2 separate regions of the Mus musculus genome follow, and region 1 is linked to region 2. Evidence: chromatin loops called from intact Hi-C (ENCODE). Cell type or tissue: heart. All regions are shown on one strand. Region 1 overlaps Ssbp2 (single-stranded DNA binding protein 2). Region 2 overlaps Ssbp2 (single-stranded DNA binding protein 2).

Region 1 (8,000 bases), 86 kb after region 2:
TGGTTTTTTTTTTCCTTTGAGTTTGTTTATATAGTGGATTACTTTGATGGATTTCCATATATTAAATCATCCCTGCATCCCTGGGATGAAGCCTACTTGATCATGATGGATGATCGTTTTGATGTGTTCTTAGATTCAGTTTGCAAGAATTTCATTGAGTAGCTTTGCATTGATATTCATAAGGTAAATTGGTCTGAAGTTTTCTTCCTTTGTTGGGTCTTTATATGGTTTAGATATCAGAGTAATTGTGGCTTCATAGAATAAATTGAGTAGAGTACCTTCTGTTTCTATTTTGCAAAATAGTTTGTGAAGAATTGGAATTAGGTCGTCTTTGAAGGTCTGATAGATCTCTGCACTAAACCCATCTGGTCCTGGTCTTTTTTTGGTTGGGAGACTATTAATGACTGCTTCTATTTCTTTAGGGGATATAGGACTGTTTAGATTGTTAATCTGATCCTGATTTAACTTTGGTACCTGGTATCTGTCTAGAAATTTGTCCATTTCAACCAGGTTTTCCAGTTTTGTTGAGTATAGCCTTTTGAAGTAGGATCTGATGATGCTTTGGATTTCCTCAGGTTCTATTGTTATATCTCCCTTTTCATTTCTGATTTTGTTAATTAGGATACTGTCCCTGTACCCTCTAGTTAGTCTGGCTAAGTGTTTATCTATCTTGTTGATTTCCTCAATGAACCAGCTCCTGGTTTGCTTGATTCTTTGTATAGTTCTTTTTGTTTCTATTTGGTTGATTTCAGCCCTGAGTTAGATTATTCCCTGCCATCTACTCCTCTTGGATGAATTTGATTACTTTTGTTCTAGAGCTTTTAGGTGTGGTGTGAAGCTGCTAGTGTGTGCTCTCTCTAGTTTCTTTATGGCCACACTCAGAGCTTTGAGTTTTCCTCTTAGGACTACTTTCATTATGTCCCATAAGTTTGGGTGTATTTGGCTTCATTTTCATTAAATTGTAAAAAGTCTTTAATTTCTTTCTTTATTTCTTCCTTGATCAAGTTATCATCGAGTAGAGTTTTGTTCAGCTTCCACATGAATGTTGGCTTTCTATTATTGATGTTGTTATTGAAGATCAGCCTTAGTCCATAGTGATCTGATAGGATGCATGGGATAATTTCAATATTTTTTGTATCTGTTGAGGCCTTATTTTGTGACTGATTATATGGTTAATTTTAGAGAATGTACCATGAGGTGCTAAGAAGGCATATCCTTTTGTTTTAGGATAAAATGTTCTGCAGATATCTGTTAAATCCATTTGTTTCATAACTTCTGTTAGTTTCACTGTGTCTCTTTTTAATTTCTGTTTTCAGGATCTGTCCATTGATAAGAGTGGGTGTTAAAGTCTCCCACTATTATTGTGTGCTGTGCAATGTGTGCTTTGAGCTCTACAAAAGTTTCTTTAATGAATGTGGATGCCGTTGCATTTGGAGCATAGATATTCAGAATTGAGAGTTTATCTTGGAAGATTTTACCTTTGATGAGTATGAAGTGTCCTTCCTTTTCTTTTTTGATAACTTTGGGTTGGAATTCAATTTTATTGGATATTAGAATAGCTACTCCTGCTTGTTTCTTGGGACGTTTGTTTGGAAAATTGATTTTCCTTTTACTCTGTCTTTGTCTCTGTGGTGGGTTTCCTGTATGCAGCAAATGTTTGGTCCTGTTTATGTAGCTCGTCTCTTAGTCCATGTCTTTTTATTGGGGAATTGAGTCCATTGATATTAGCAATAGTAAGGAAAAGTAATTGTTACTTTCTGTAATTTTTGTTGTTAGAGCTGGTATTCTGTTCTTGCCCCATCTTCATTTAGGTTTGTTGAAGAATTACTTTCTTGCTTTTTCTAGAGTGTCATTTCCGTCTTCGTGTTGGAGTTTTCCCTTTATTATCCTTTGAAGGGCTGGATTCATGGAAAGATATTGTGTGAATTTGGTTTTGTCATGGAATACTTTGGTTTCTCCATCTATGGTAATTGAGAGTTTTGCTGGGTATTGTAGCCTGGGCTGGCATTTGTGTTCTATTTTGGTCCATTTAACATCTGTCCAGGATCTTCTGCCTTTCATAGTCTCTGCTGAGAGAAACTGGTGTAATTCTAATAGGTCTGCCTTATTATGTTACTTGACCTGTTTCCCTTACTGCTTTTAATATTCTGTCTTTATTTAGTGTATTTGTTCTTCTTAGTATTATGTGTTGGGAGGAATTTCTTTTCTGGTTCAGTCTATTTGGAGTTCTGTAGGTTTCTTGTATGTTCAAGGGCATCTCTTTCTTTAGGTGAGGGAAGTTTTCTTCTATAATTTTGTTGAAGATACTTACCGGCCCTTTAAGTTGAAAGTCTTCATCTATGCCTGTTATCCTTAGGCTTGGTCTTCTCATTGTGTCCTGGATTTCCTGGATCGTTTGAGTTAGTATCTTTTTGCATTTTGTATCTTCTTTGATTGTTGTGTCCTTGTTTTCTATGGAGTCTTCTGCACCTGAGATTCTCTTTTCCATCTCTTGTATTCTGTTGCTGATGCTTGCATCTATGGTTCCTGATTTCTTTCCTAGGATTTCTGTCTCCAGAGTTGTCTCCCTTTGTGATTTCTTTACTATTTCTACTTCAATTTTTTATGTCCTGGATGGTTTTGTTCAATTCTTTCACCTGTTGGGTAGTGTTTTCCTGTAATTCTTTAAGTAATTTTTGTGTTTCCTCTTTTAGTGCTTCTAGCTGTTTACCTATGTTCTCCTGAATTTCTTTAAGGGAGTTATTTATGTCCTTCTTAAAGTTCTCCATCATCATCATGAGAAGTGACTTTAGATCCATATTTTGCTTTTCCGGTGTGATGGTGTATCCAGGACTTACTATGGTGGGAGAGTTTGGTTTTGATGATGCCAAACAACCTTGGTTTCTGTTGCTTCTGTTCTTATGCTTGCCTCCTGCCATCTGATTATTTCAAGTGCTTGCTGCCCTCAATATATCTGATTGGAGCCTCTCCTTCCTATAATCGCATTCTGGGTGTTTCAGAATTCTTGGCAGTCAAGCTTCCTCTGAGACCCTGAGATCCTGGTGTGACCAAACTCCTTGTATCCTGGTATCCTGAACTCCTAAGACCCTTGGCATTTTACAGTGCTTGGAAGTAGTATCTCCTGTGGGGTCTGTGGGGCTGTCTGGCGCGTTCGAATCCAAGATATACCAGCACTGATCAGAAGGAACCCGAGCTGCTGGTCAGGCAGGGCTCCTGTGTCCTTGCTCCTGCTGTCACAGACCCATTGCAGTTGGTTTGGAACAGATGTTGTATTCTACTCTCCAGTGATCCTAAGATCCTGGGGCTGCTAGAGCACCTGTGGCGTGGAGAGACCTCTGGGGACTGTGGGACTGTTCACCGAGTTTGTGCCCAAGGTGTCCTGGACCTGGTGTCGACCAGAAGGGCCCTGAGCCCCTGGTCAGGCGGGTTTCCTATGTCCCTACTGCTGGCATAGGCCCAATGAGATTGTTTTGGAACAGATGTTGTGTTCCACTCACCAGTGATCCTAAGATCCTGGGCATGCGAGGGCGCCTGTTGAGTGCCAAGTCCCCTGGTGACCGTGGGACTGTCTGCTGAGTTCATGCCCACGGAGGCTAGGTGTGGTTATCTTCTTGAAGATAGTCCTGCTGTATTGATGCTCTTCGTTACCAGGACTACTGTGTTTCTTTCTTTTTGATGAGAGAAAGAACCAGAAAGACTAAATGATGTGTCAAAGGTGAAAGGTTCCTGTGCCCTCACACAGATTATAGCTTGATATTTTATTCATCCTTACAAGGGCAGTGTGTCTGTCCTGTTATGAAAGCTGTGTTCTGACCATTTGAGGTAGTGTTTACCTTTGACGTGCTAGACTTAGAAAGGTGCAATAATATAATGTGATGGACTTTGTTTGCATGCGGCCTGTGCACACCTGCTGCTGTGTCCTTAACTCCTCTTTCCTGTTCAGGGTTAACTTGATAGCTGCAAAGATGGCCAGGGCCTTTATTTTTAAGTATAATTTTTGAATTATTTGCAGGAATGATTGGGATGATTAGTTTCAAAATTATTAACCTATTTTCGTTATTGAAGAAGGAAAAGTAGAGATTTTGAGAAAATCTCGTTTGTGTAATGAATGCAGTGTTCTGGTTAGGGAGGCGGCCTGTGAGCTGCCTGAGAAGATAGCCTTGCAAAGAAGGAAGAGAACTTTATTATTAGTTACAGAAGGACGTCACTTACACGTCTGTCCTTCATGGGAGAGTTGGCTGAAGCTTTAGTTCAGCTAATTGTCAGTCACGTGAGCAGCCAGTTATAAGAACAAAGGTTTCCAGCACCTTATCCACAAGGGTTTGGTTCTCAGGACCAGACAAAGAACCATCTTGTTTTATAATTACTTTTTCCTTTTAGGAGAATGCTTAACAGTTCAGAAAAATGTTTAGGTAAAATATAGTTTTGGCATTAAGGGATCTGTCTGACCTTAAATCTTTCAGAGAAATAATACATGTTCTTAAGAAGAAAGGGTTTGCATAAAGAGTTATGTGCCTAATGTTTGTTGAACTGTGATTTTTTTTTTGTCCTCTCATATTAATGATTTTCTTAATGTTCCATAATTACTTTCCAGTGTATTTTGGGATCTCTACTGTGCAGCTCCAGAGAGACGGGAAACCTGTGAACACTCGAGCGAAGCTAAAGCCTTCCATGATTATGTAAGAGAGCGCGCACTTGGTAACAAAGTGTCATTACTCGGTTTTCTTTTCTAACACTGCACTTCAAAAACATCTTGGGCCATTTCACTTTTTTCCTGTGGTACTTAAGAGCTATACCTGTATACCTTAAAAAAAGGATGGCTCATAATTAAAGCAGCAGTAGGAAAGGATGTTTGATGTTTGCTGAAACTTAGCGTATAGAGTGGGAGTAAGTCCCAACATGAAAGGGACTTACCGTTAGGCATATGTGATGTGGAAAATCACAGAGTCGTACACTCAGATCTATTCAGTTGTGTAATCACCGTCTGTCTGAATTCACTTGCTTTTTTTGGAGGCGGGGTGGGGAGAATTACTGGAGATCAGCCCCAGGACCTCACACATGATTGACAGATGCGCTACTACTGAATTATATTCTCAGCACCTGAAGTTTCAAATGTGTATAAATGTAACAGTATTTCTTTATATTAAAAAAAAACATCTTAAGCTCCATGTAAATAATATACTCTTGCACAGAAGTAAAAAAAAAAAAAAAAACCAGTGAATTAAAAATAAAGAATACTTTTACCACATCTATAAAATTCAAATAAAACTTGTTTGAATTAAAGAAAATATGAAAGAGACCTAAAAATTCTAAGCAAAATAAAAATGTGATTTATTTAAAAAGATTCTTAAAGGCAATATACGCCCCTTTGCTTAAGTATGCCTTATAAAATACAATTTTCACTTTACAAATCAGATTATATTGAAGTAAATTTCTTCATGATAATGTTACATGTAAGATAGTCCTGTGAGGGGTCTCCTTGTATAGCTGAGCAGAGAAGAAATATAGATTGAGTCTGGGATGGAGGAAATTCTGCCTTCCTCTTCTGAAAATAGTCACGCCTGGAGCCTAAAGAAGTATCCAGTGACACGTACTTAACCAAAGAGATACATGTCTTGGTGGCAGAGGGACGATCATTCTGCAGAAAAATCTTTAAAAATGGAACTATGTCTCAAAAGAAAAACATATTTTGTTCTTCTAAAGGGAAAAATGAGTTTAAAACCAAGAGTCTTGTCTAGAAAACTCATAAGCCCTAAGTAGTGGCAGAAAGTTGTGCAGGGTGAGAAGTTAGGTTCCTGGGTAGGTGGCAGGGCCTGTGCCTTGATGCATGGCTTGCTGTGATCACACTATCTGATACCATTTGTATTTATCAGCTCCTGGGACAAGGAGAACACAAAGGCAGATAAGTGTTAGGTCTGCAAACTGTGGTAACCAGAGCAGTGTTGTTTTGTTCTTCTACACAGGTGCAATGAGAGAAAGTTAAACTGTCTCAGCCATGGGCATTCCAAGGCATCTGCCTGGGCAGAGCTGGATTCTTCATCTCTCCTGTCCTTCACAGAGAGACATGTGTAGAGAATGGTGCTACCATTAAGTTATAAACACGCCTACTAATTTTTCAAATTGGAATGCACTAGAGAGCGCTCTATCATTATAGAAGCTTAAGGAACTAACTGGGGCCAGAGAGGTTGGTCAGTCACTGAGAGGAATTGCTGGTCTCTCAGATGCCAGCTCCTGAGTGTGGCTCCTAGCACCTTCTCTTTAAACTAATTATTAATTAATTAATATTGTGGTATGTTACAACTGCTTCAGGGTATATGATACTCCCTGACAGCTGTAAACACATGGCATGCATATGTGCGGACACACATGCACACACAAATAAATCTTTAAAACAAGAAATTAATTCCATGCTGTGGTAAGAGCCACCCTACTGTTCACATTGAGGCTTTATGAGGAAAACTGAACTCATTCGAGCCTGATTTTACAGACATGGGTAGATAAAGCGAGCACCTCATGTCCTCACAGCTGCTTCCAGTCCGCTTCATTCACCGGGACTTCCTGAGTGCTGGTGTGACAATTGCTGTGTTCTTAGAAACTCATTTATTCTCTGTAACTTACTTATAGAAACACTCATGACTATTTCCCGATTCTTGAATAGTACAGTTTCTGAAATAGATCTGTATAACTCATGCATGCAAGGAGTTTGAAAGATGTGGGAGAAGATGGGGGAGGGGGAAGCAGAACACCCTCTCACTTCTATGTGTCACGGGTTCAGAGCCTATTGTGCAGTCATTTCCATCTGAGGGCAAATGTTTCCTGATGGTTTTCATGGTAGTTCCCAAGGAAGCATTCTGAATTACATTTTTTTCAATGGCTAAATTCTTTAGACTAAACAAATTTGTTAATGACTTTAGAATAAATTTACTTATATTTTTAAATTGTCAGGTGATTAAAAACTGCCTCATTTTTATTATTTTTTTGAAAAAATTTTATTAGCTTTTATCTACATAAAATAACTCTATTTTTAAAAAATGAACTGGTAAAAGCTTAAAGTAAATAATAGGTATAATCCCCTAACTAAAATGTTAATTATCTTTTTATATTTGGGTCATCACTTTAGGTTTTCTTTACATAATTTGAATGATTTACATATCTGTAGTGACTATTAATTTTCTATTAAGGAGATTTCTTTAAAATTATTTTCACTTTTTGGTATGTTTTCACTTCTCTTGTTAGAGGTCTTAGCTAGGGTTACTCTCATAGACTCCTGGGAGTTTCCATTGTCCTCGATTTCCAGCTCATCCCAGAGATGTATGCCCACTCCACCCCAGTTCCAGTTCTCTCTCCCTCCATCCTCCCCATACTTGACCTCTTCTGTTTCCCTCCCCTCCCCACCCTGGTCCCTTTCTCTCTTCACCCCAATGTCTGTTTTATTTCCCTTCTCAAGGAGATTCAAGCTTCCTCCCTTGAACCTTCCTTGCTACTTAGTTTCTTTGGGTCTGTAGATTGTAGCTTGATTATTCCTTACAGCTAATATCCATTTATGAGTACATACAATGTTTGCCTTTCTAGGTCTGGGTTACCTCACTCAGAATAATCTTTTCTAGTTCCATCCAATTTTCTGAAAATTTCGTGATGTCTTTGTTTTTAATAGCTGAGTATTTTCTCTATCCATTCTTCAGTGGAGGGACATCTGGGTTGTTTCCAGTTTCTGACTTTTTTTTTTTTGTGGTTTTTCGAGACAGGGTTTCTTTGTGTAGCCTTGGCTGTCCTGGAACTCAATCTGTAGACCAGGCTGGCCTCGAACTCAGAAATCTACCTGCCTCTGCCTCCCGAGTGCTGGGATTAAAGGTGTGAGTCACCACGCCTGGCTTAGTTTCTGACTATTGTGAATAAACCTGCTATGAATATAATTGAGCAAGTATCCTTGTCGTATAATGGAGTACCTTTTATGTATGTGCCTAGGAGTGATTGGTATAAAAGGATCTTGAGATAGAACT
Region 2 (8,000 bases):
TTCCCAGGGCTCGCTATCAGCACTTACCACCCTGGTAGCAAGAGCTCTAATGTGTAAGCAGGAGGCTCCAGGAGGCCTCTGAGAAAAGGTACTAATATTCTAGAGGGTAAGGATAGGTAGCTGGGGGATGGTCAGTTAAAGAGCATTCTAGAAGAAACATGCACACAAACATGGAGACATTAAAGAGAAATGGTATCTGGTTTTAGTTTATGTGTTCTAGGACCCCCCCTCCCCCATGGATCCTATGTGTGGACATTCAAGTCCTTTACACGATAGGGTATACTGTTTGCATGCAGTGTCCCCACAATCCCTCAGGTACTTTCAGTCTTCTTTAGATTATTTATCTAGTGCAGTGTGAATAAATGTAGGCAGTTGTTATATTGTTTCTGGAATATGACAAAAGAAGTCCATATAGATGTGGTATTCTCTGAATATTCTCAGTGTGAGGTTGAACTGTGTTGGTAGACTGCTGTAAATTTGGTGTAAAGTTGGTACTATAGACGATATGCGTGGTAAGTTAAACTACTTTGGTTGTAACCTTGAATGACAGCTTGATCTATGAGATAAGGAATTTTAAGCAGGAAAGTTATATCATGAGATACATTTTGGAATAATAATTTTGTAAGTAATATGGAGAACTGGGTAAGGGGACAGGTATCTTAGGAAACTTTTGTAATCAAGCTACTGTGACAGTACAGTTTTATATGGTTACCTTGTTTGTTGTTGTTGTTGGACTAATACAGTAGCAGTTTCAGGATATAGAATACACTGGATTCAGGGGCTTCAATGTAAAAAGTAGGATTTTTAAGATGTCTATTATGTTTCAGTCACAGATGCGGAGGAAGTACAGGAGTAAGGATGGGGAAGTGTGAGAAGGAGGACGCTCAGATTGAAATGCCATTCATAACTAGAGATGGAGCCGCTGGGGGGTGGGGGGAGTTGGATAAGTCGGACTTTGAGTTCAGAGGGAAAATCTAGGCTGGAGATACTGGAAGGGAGAAGTGGTGGGGCAGAGATGTACTATTTAGAAGCATACAGTACTTGCTTTCAAGCTCTGTTCCATGCCTTCTGAGAGTTGTTGCTCTCACATTGCTGATGGAGGGAACCAAGGCTTATTTAGTAAGCTTAGTAGTCTTGTAAACAATGCTTGTCTGAGCTGCAATCCATGCCCAGGTTTAGCTCATTCACTTAAATACTGTCATGGAGGTATGAGATCCAAACAGGAATATGCATTTATCTTCAGTGCATAGCTTGCTGAACTTTTACCAACTGAACAGAAAAGTGTGACTAAGCACCCACCTGAAGAAAAGACCCAGAAGCATCTATCTGTTCCTACCTTACCTGACTTCTACCAATGTAGATTAGTCATGAGCCCTTTTCTAGAGCCCAGATTTTCTTCTGTTATGTATCATGAGGTGGGAAGGAAATGTGTTCTTGGGAATGTGGGGGGAGAAAGTGAGGAAACTGAAGGAAGATAAACCTTGGAGAATATGTAAAAGCCAGGTAGAGTGAAAGATTCAGATTTAGACTGAAAAAGATCAGCAAACAGAAATGAGGGGACCTCATAAAGCATCGTGTCAGGAAGGGGAGTTTCCAGAGGGGGGTTAACTTTGGCAGACCTAGAAGGGAATAAGATGTTAGCCAGGGCTGGATTTTAAAATTATGATTCCTCCTGTGATCTGGGAGAAAAGCTGCAGTGGAGGGTGCCTTTGGTGGGAGTTGTTGTGCTTGTTGGTTGGTTCTGACAGAATCTCACTATGTAACTGTAGCCCTGGCTGGCCAGGAACACAGAGATCTACCTGCCTTTGTCTCTGCTCTGTCTCCTGAGTGCTGAGATTAAAATAGGCCATGCCTGGGCAGTGTTAGTATTTTGGGGATAAGGCAGAGATGGAGGTGGCAGGTGTGGAGAGCCTTTCCTTGAGAAAGAACAAGCAGAAGAAAACTGCAGGAGGCAGAGGGTGGTTTCACTTGACACATCTTCTAAATGGGAAGTGTTTGCTGGTTCTGTCACATTGTGAAGAGGTTTTGTTAATTACTGTTGTCTACTTTCTTGTACTTTAAATTTTATTAAATTATGACAATAATGGGTTACTATAGGGTATGAGAAAGAAGCCAGTAAGTGGATTTTTTTTTCTTTTAGTAGATAGGCGACTATGTATAACTTTTAAAAATGAGTTTTAGGATAGGTTACAGTGTTAGCTTTTTTTGTCAATTAATTTTTAGAAGCTTTCTGAATCTTAAAGTAGAATAAAGGGGTCATCTCTAAAAGGTAATTGGGAAGTGATTGTGGTATAGTTAATAAAACTAAATTAATAACTGCTTGCTGGGCCTACCAGTCAGTAGGCCATTAGTGTTTAAACAAAATGCATTATGGGAAAAATAACTTAAAAAAATACAGGTAAGGCGAATTATTGATCAGCAATTTCCCCCAAGATTAAAACATTCTATCCTGCAGGAAGCTCCCTAGGCAGGAAGGTAAACAGCTTAAAATAACTTCAGGAAGTTCCTGAAACAGAGCAGAGTCAATAGGCTCCTCCCTGCCAGAGTAAGCAGTGAGACTGAGCTGCTAAGTCTGAGACCAGACCAGCTGCCTGGGAGAGATTAGGTCAGAGTCACTTGGGAAGATCACTCTCCAACCTGTTGAACTCAACTTTGTGGTGTTCTCCAGGTTCCCAGCTTTGTGAGTTGTCATCCATGCTGGGGTGGGCAGTAACCCCAATAGAACTCATTGGTTCAGCAAGTTGGACTTTGGTGTTATCTGTACTTTGGTCTGTTGTGTAGTCTTCCTGTCTGAGGTGAGTAGATGTGTGTATTGCATCTTCCCATCACCCAACAGAAAAGAAGAAAGTAAAAATAACCATATGACCTTGCAGATTTTTTTCTATATGCACACATGCCTAGGAATTTTGAAGAATTGTTTAATGAAGACAAAGCAAAACAACCCAAAGGCACTTGTATAAAACCCTACCTTTATTTTATTATTTAGTTATTTTACTATCAGAAACACAACTTAATTGATACAAACAGTCCTGTACATGCAGCTAGGCCTTGTGAGGAAGTGAGTGACATGGCACATGTGCTTGAGTTCTGGGTGACAAGAGAGGACTGTGACCCCAAAGCATGAGCCCACTGTCCCCTCATAATTGTATATAGTACCAGGAGAGAACCTAGGGCCTTGTATATGTTAGGCAAGTGCTCTACCACTAAGCCATACCTTCTAGCCCGAGACAGTTTTCCTGAATCTCATGCCAGCGTTTCTTAAACACATCTTTTTTAAAGATTCATTTATTTTATGTATATGAATTCACTGTAGCTGTCTTTAGACACACCAGAAGAGGGCATCAGATCTCATTACAGATGGTTGTGAGCCACCATGTAGTTGCTGGGAATTGAACTTATTAGGACCTCAGGAAGAGCAGGCAGTGCTCTTAACCACTGAGCCATCTCTCCAGCTCCATTAAACACATCTTTTAACCAAAGTGTATTTTCATGGTGCACATATATCTTACAGCATGCAGGAGGAGGATCAGAATTTTAAGAACAGCCTTGACTATATGGCTCCTGGACTACAGGAGACCTTGTCTCAGTGCCCTCCCCCTACCACAGAGAGAGGGGGGTTAGAGGGGGAGAGGGGGAGGGAGAGACAGACACAAGTAAAATAAAAGTGAGTTTGATTGAGGGGAAGAAGGTAAGAAAATACACAAGATTTTCACAGGCCAGGAGCAGAATGGAAAGAGTAAAGAGTAGGAGGGGCAAAAATGACAGGTGATAACATTTGTGTACACTGGTCATTTTCCAGGTTCCCAATAAATACCTCCTCAAAAGCAAAAGTTAAAACAAGTTTAAATTCTGTCATCCATTTACTCATTAAATACTTATTCAGGGTCTTGCTGTTTGCCAGGTACTGTATAAGGCAGCAGATCCAGCAGTGAGAAGACAAACCTTGCCAGAGAAGTGAACAGAGCAATTGGCATAGGGAACAGTCTGTGCTTGGGAGACAGCCAGGAGGATCGACTGAGCCTGTCAAGAAACAGAAAGTCCAGCAGTGCTGAGTGTGTGTGTGTGTGTGTGTGTGTGTGTGTGTGTGTGTGTGTGTGTGTGTATGGCGGCCGGGGAAGGGGGGACGAGGTTTCAGAGAGAAGCCACAGCTCCTCTGGAAAGCCAGGGATTAATTTAGAATTCCTCCCAAAGCTGTTGGGCCCCCTCTGAAGTTGTTAAGTAGGCAGGGACCCAGAGTTTACTCTTTACCATCCCTAAAGCAGGAAACATGTAATCTGAGGTGTTAAACAAAAGCAACCTCATTTCATCTAGTGGTAGTATAGCAGATTGGTAAATGCGCTTGTCATTTGCAACAGTGTACATTTATACAAGTGCAAGGGTGGCACGCTGAGTTTGGCTAATTTATCATGTGTCCTCTGATATGATAAAGCTTCGATTTTCTTGTCAGTAGTGATATTTATAAAGTATGTTGTGAGTAACTGGTAAATGTCAATTTCTTACTAAGAATTATTTTGTCGTTTGAAAGTATATTTGGATTAAAAAATGTAGGGTATAAATTAGAACCAGTTTGTATCATTAAAGTACAGAGTACACAGTTCATCTCATGACTGATTAGAGGTTTGAAATGCAGCTACGAATATATGAGCTATCTTTTTATATTATAAAAATACAATAAATTTAGTTGTATCAATATATTTAATATAATGCATACTGTCCAGCAGGAGACAAAGCTTACTTATACTCACTGCTATTCTAAGCAGAGCTCATGTGTAGTTTTCTTTAGTAACTTAGTGCTTATATTTACTTAAATGAATTCAAAGTGAATGCTTATATTCACTTAAAATCAACTATAAAATACGTACAGATCAATTTTTTTTTCTTGAATAAGATAGTGTGTGTGTTTGTAAAACATAACTCAGAGGCCATGGTCTTGATCTGGTGGTTAAATCAGCCATCTTCACATGCCACTGTTTAAGTAAAAGAAATATTTCTGCTCAATTTCATGAGGCTTTCTCAGTCATTTTCTAGGTTTTCCTGTGTTGTGCATATTCTCAATAGTTTGGTTGTCCTCTTGATAATGCCAGCAGCTTTGACTGTATGAGTTCTTTCTGTATACAGTAGCCCATTGTTACTTGGAATAGGCCTGAGAGAGGGAGCTACTTATGCCAGAGTGCAGGCCAAACCAAGGTGAAGAGTATCATAGTCTAGCTTTTCCAGCTCTTTAGGACAGTAAATAGTCGACCAAGAAGGGGGATAATATTTAAATGTAAACAAGTAAAATGATTAATAAGAACAGTGTAAAATACAAACAGTTCAAAATCATAAACATACACTAAATATTTAAGGTTATTGTTATGTCTATTCTAATTTTTTCTTGTCTATTGTGAGTATGGAAGCAGTGCAGCATATAAACATAGGGCCATTTTTATCCGTGTACTTAAGATAGTATAAAAGGCAAAGGGACAGGTATAGCTTGTTTCTACATCATCTACGACTCCCCCTGTGTATCCCTAATTTAACAAAACAATGGGTCCTGAGTCTAGTCAGAAAATGCCATCCTTCTGCCTGTTTATTAGTACAACTTGATATTTTTTTTTTGCTTTTTGATCTTGTCTCAAGTTAATTTGTAAAAACAGCATAGGACACTGGTAGTCTGCAAATGTGTGTGGGTGGGTGTCTCACAGCAGTCCGTTTGTCTTCACACTGGCAGGAGCCTTCACAGGGGCCTGGGCACCTTTTGGGAGCCTGGGCCTTTGCTGGAGCTGCAGCCTCTGCCTTGGTTTGAACTTGGACTTTGGTTGGCAGAGCCTACGCCCCTTGGCCATGTAGCTTCAAATCCACTTCCCAAGCTTGGGGTGAGGGATGAAAGCCAGACGGCTGAGTTTGCGGCTGGGGCCCTTTGGCATCATGGGCTTGATGGCCTGAGGCTTCACAAGGCCTTGATGGCCTCTGCATGTGCAGTCACGGCCTTTGCATTGTTGGTCTGCATCTTCTTCATCCTTTCTAGTTGTGCTTCTTGGCAAAGCGCATGTTCCTCAGGAACTTGGGGTCAACCCCCTTAAGAGATTTGTATCTTTGTGACGGGGGTTTCTTGATGCCGTTTCTGTGCCATTTGCGGGACTGGTTGTGTGTGGTGAGGTTCTTGGACTTAGCCATGTCTGTACCATGACCCGCAGCACCTGGGACCAGAAGAGAAGACACAACTTGCCATTTTTGATTGGGATTTTTTTCCCAGGTAATTATGACTTTGATAATGCTTTAATAAATTTTGGATTCTGGGCCTTCTTTCAGATGGAAGTTGCCACTCTCAGTGGGTCTTCGGGAGATAATTGTATTGCTGCAAGTATTTTATTTCCCGGTGTTTATATCTTGGGGAGGCTTCTCACAGCTTCCATTTACCAAAACTGAGAGGGCCCAGTTCTCTTTTTCTTTTTTTCTTTTTTAGTTTTTCAAGATAGGGTTTCTCTGTGTAGCCCTGGGTGTCCTGGAACTCACTCTGTAGACCAGGCTGGCCTCCCAAGTGCTAGGATCAAAGGTGTGTGCCACCACTGCCCAGCAGGAGGGCCCAGTTCTTAGCTGTTTGAACGTCTTTTCCTTATGCTTGTTTGCCATTGTGAGCACTGCATTATTTCTTCCATCCAGTAGAATCTTGAGGTTGCTGGAGTCGTTATGTTTTTCTTCTTATGACTGATAGTTTTTATTTTGTGATTGACATTGAAATGAACTTATACTGCAGACATTGTCTGTTCTTGATGGATTCTGGAATTCTTACCTTGCTCAATGAAGAACAAGGTTACAAAACTTATAAGTGTTTTAAAATATTTTAAATTTAAATCTCTTGAAATTATGCAAGTAGAAGAGTTTTGCCACTTTAAATTATTTTCTAAGAGCCCCTTTTAATGATAAGAAAATTATTTATCCAGAACTTGAGAAAATTTTGACACTTTATTTTTTCATGTTTTAAAATTATAATTAAATCCTTTCCTCCTCCAAGTCCCTGAACATCATGTAAAAAGGGAAGTTCTTATGAAAAAGCATCAGAAGACGAAAACAAACAAATTGTCCCTTTTCTGGTAGATAACATTTTTTTAAAGGGCTAATTTTTTATTCAAAGATTTATTTATTATTATATCTAAGTACACTGTAGCAGTCTTCAGACTCACCAGAAGAGGGCATCAGATTTCATCATGGATGGTTGTGAGCCACCATGTGGTCGCTGAGATTTGAACTCAGGACCTTCGGGAAAGCAGTCAGTGCTCTTAACCAATGAGTCATCTCTCCAACACCAGTAGATAACAATTTAGAGCTTCACTGACTAAATTAAGTGTGTGGGATTCCACTTAATCTTCAGAGTTTGATAGGAATCTGTTGTGTGAATGCAGAACAGTTTTATTTAAAATAAAGAACGTATTGTTTACATATTATGAGGAAATACAGAGTGTCTGATAATGCCCTTCACTGCTTGTATGGATCTATACTGTAAAGACAACTGCTGTGTTCATGAAGAACACCCACTTTTAATGTCTTTATATTAGAAGCACTTATATATTTTATGGATCATGGACTTTACCTCTTTATTTTGAAGAAGGTAAGTTTTAGCTTTCATATTTAGATGCACCAAAAAGAGTTAAAACATTGCAGATAAGATGGTAGCATGAAATGATTTTTGCAGATTTTAGTTTTTGAAATACAAATATTGTATGGTTTTGAGATGTCTTTCTATTTTGAATGGAGTGTTTAAATGCTTGGACTTTCCAGTTCCTAAAAGGTCATTTTGGCTGGATATGAAGTGCCAAATCGAAGACCACCATATGGACGTGTGTTAAGGCCTTGAAACCCAGCTCCTCAATGCTCTGCAGAGTTCAGACACCCAGTTTTTATTCACCGGCCATGATGATTGAGATGACCACAGACCTTTTCATTTATCCACTCAGGATTTTATCTTCTCAAGTTCCCAAACTGTGTATATGTGTATAACTAAAAACAAGTCAAAACAAAGC

Evidence for each region. Peaks named below come from ENCODE experiments on the same cell type or tissue, not always from the same donor. Only the 100,000 strongest peaks of a DNase experiment are listed, where the experiment ranks them.
Region 1: a loop joins it to region 2, with 2.0 times the contacts of the local background. A loop is called at or near these places in 2 of 42 quality-filtered maps.

The regions. Positions count from the first base shown.
Region 1 is chr13:91,560,016-91,568,015 of GRCm38, forward strand. It overlaps Ssbp2 (single-stranded DNA binding protein 2), which reads left to right. Exons shown (of 17, transcript NM_024272.4): 4 at 4,595-4,679. Among named protein-coding and RNA genes, the nearest start is that of Gm41016, 30 kb to the left of the region's middle. In heart, no CTCF peak of the experiment used is centred here; no DNase peak of the experiment used is centred here.
Region 2 is chr13:91,474,203-91,482,202 of GRCm38, forward strand. The region is part of intron 1 of Ssbp2 (single-stranded DNA binding protein 2); the gene reads left to right. Among named protein-coding and RNA genes, the nearest start is that of Ssbp2, 17 kb to the left of the region's middle. In heart, a CTCF peak has its summit at 7,165 (motif pointing right); a DNase peak (open chromatin) is centred at 3,999; H3K27ac peaks cover 861 bases.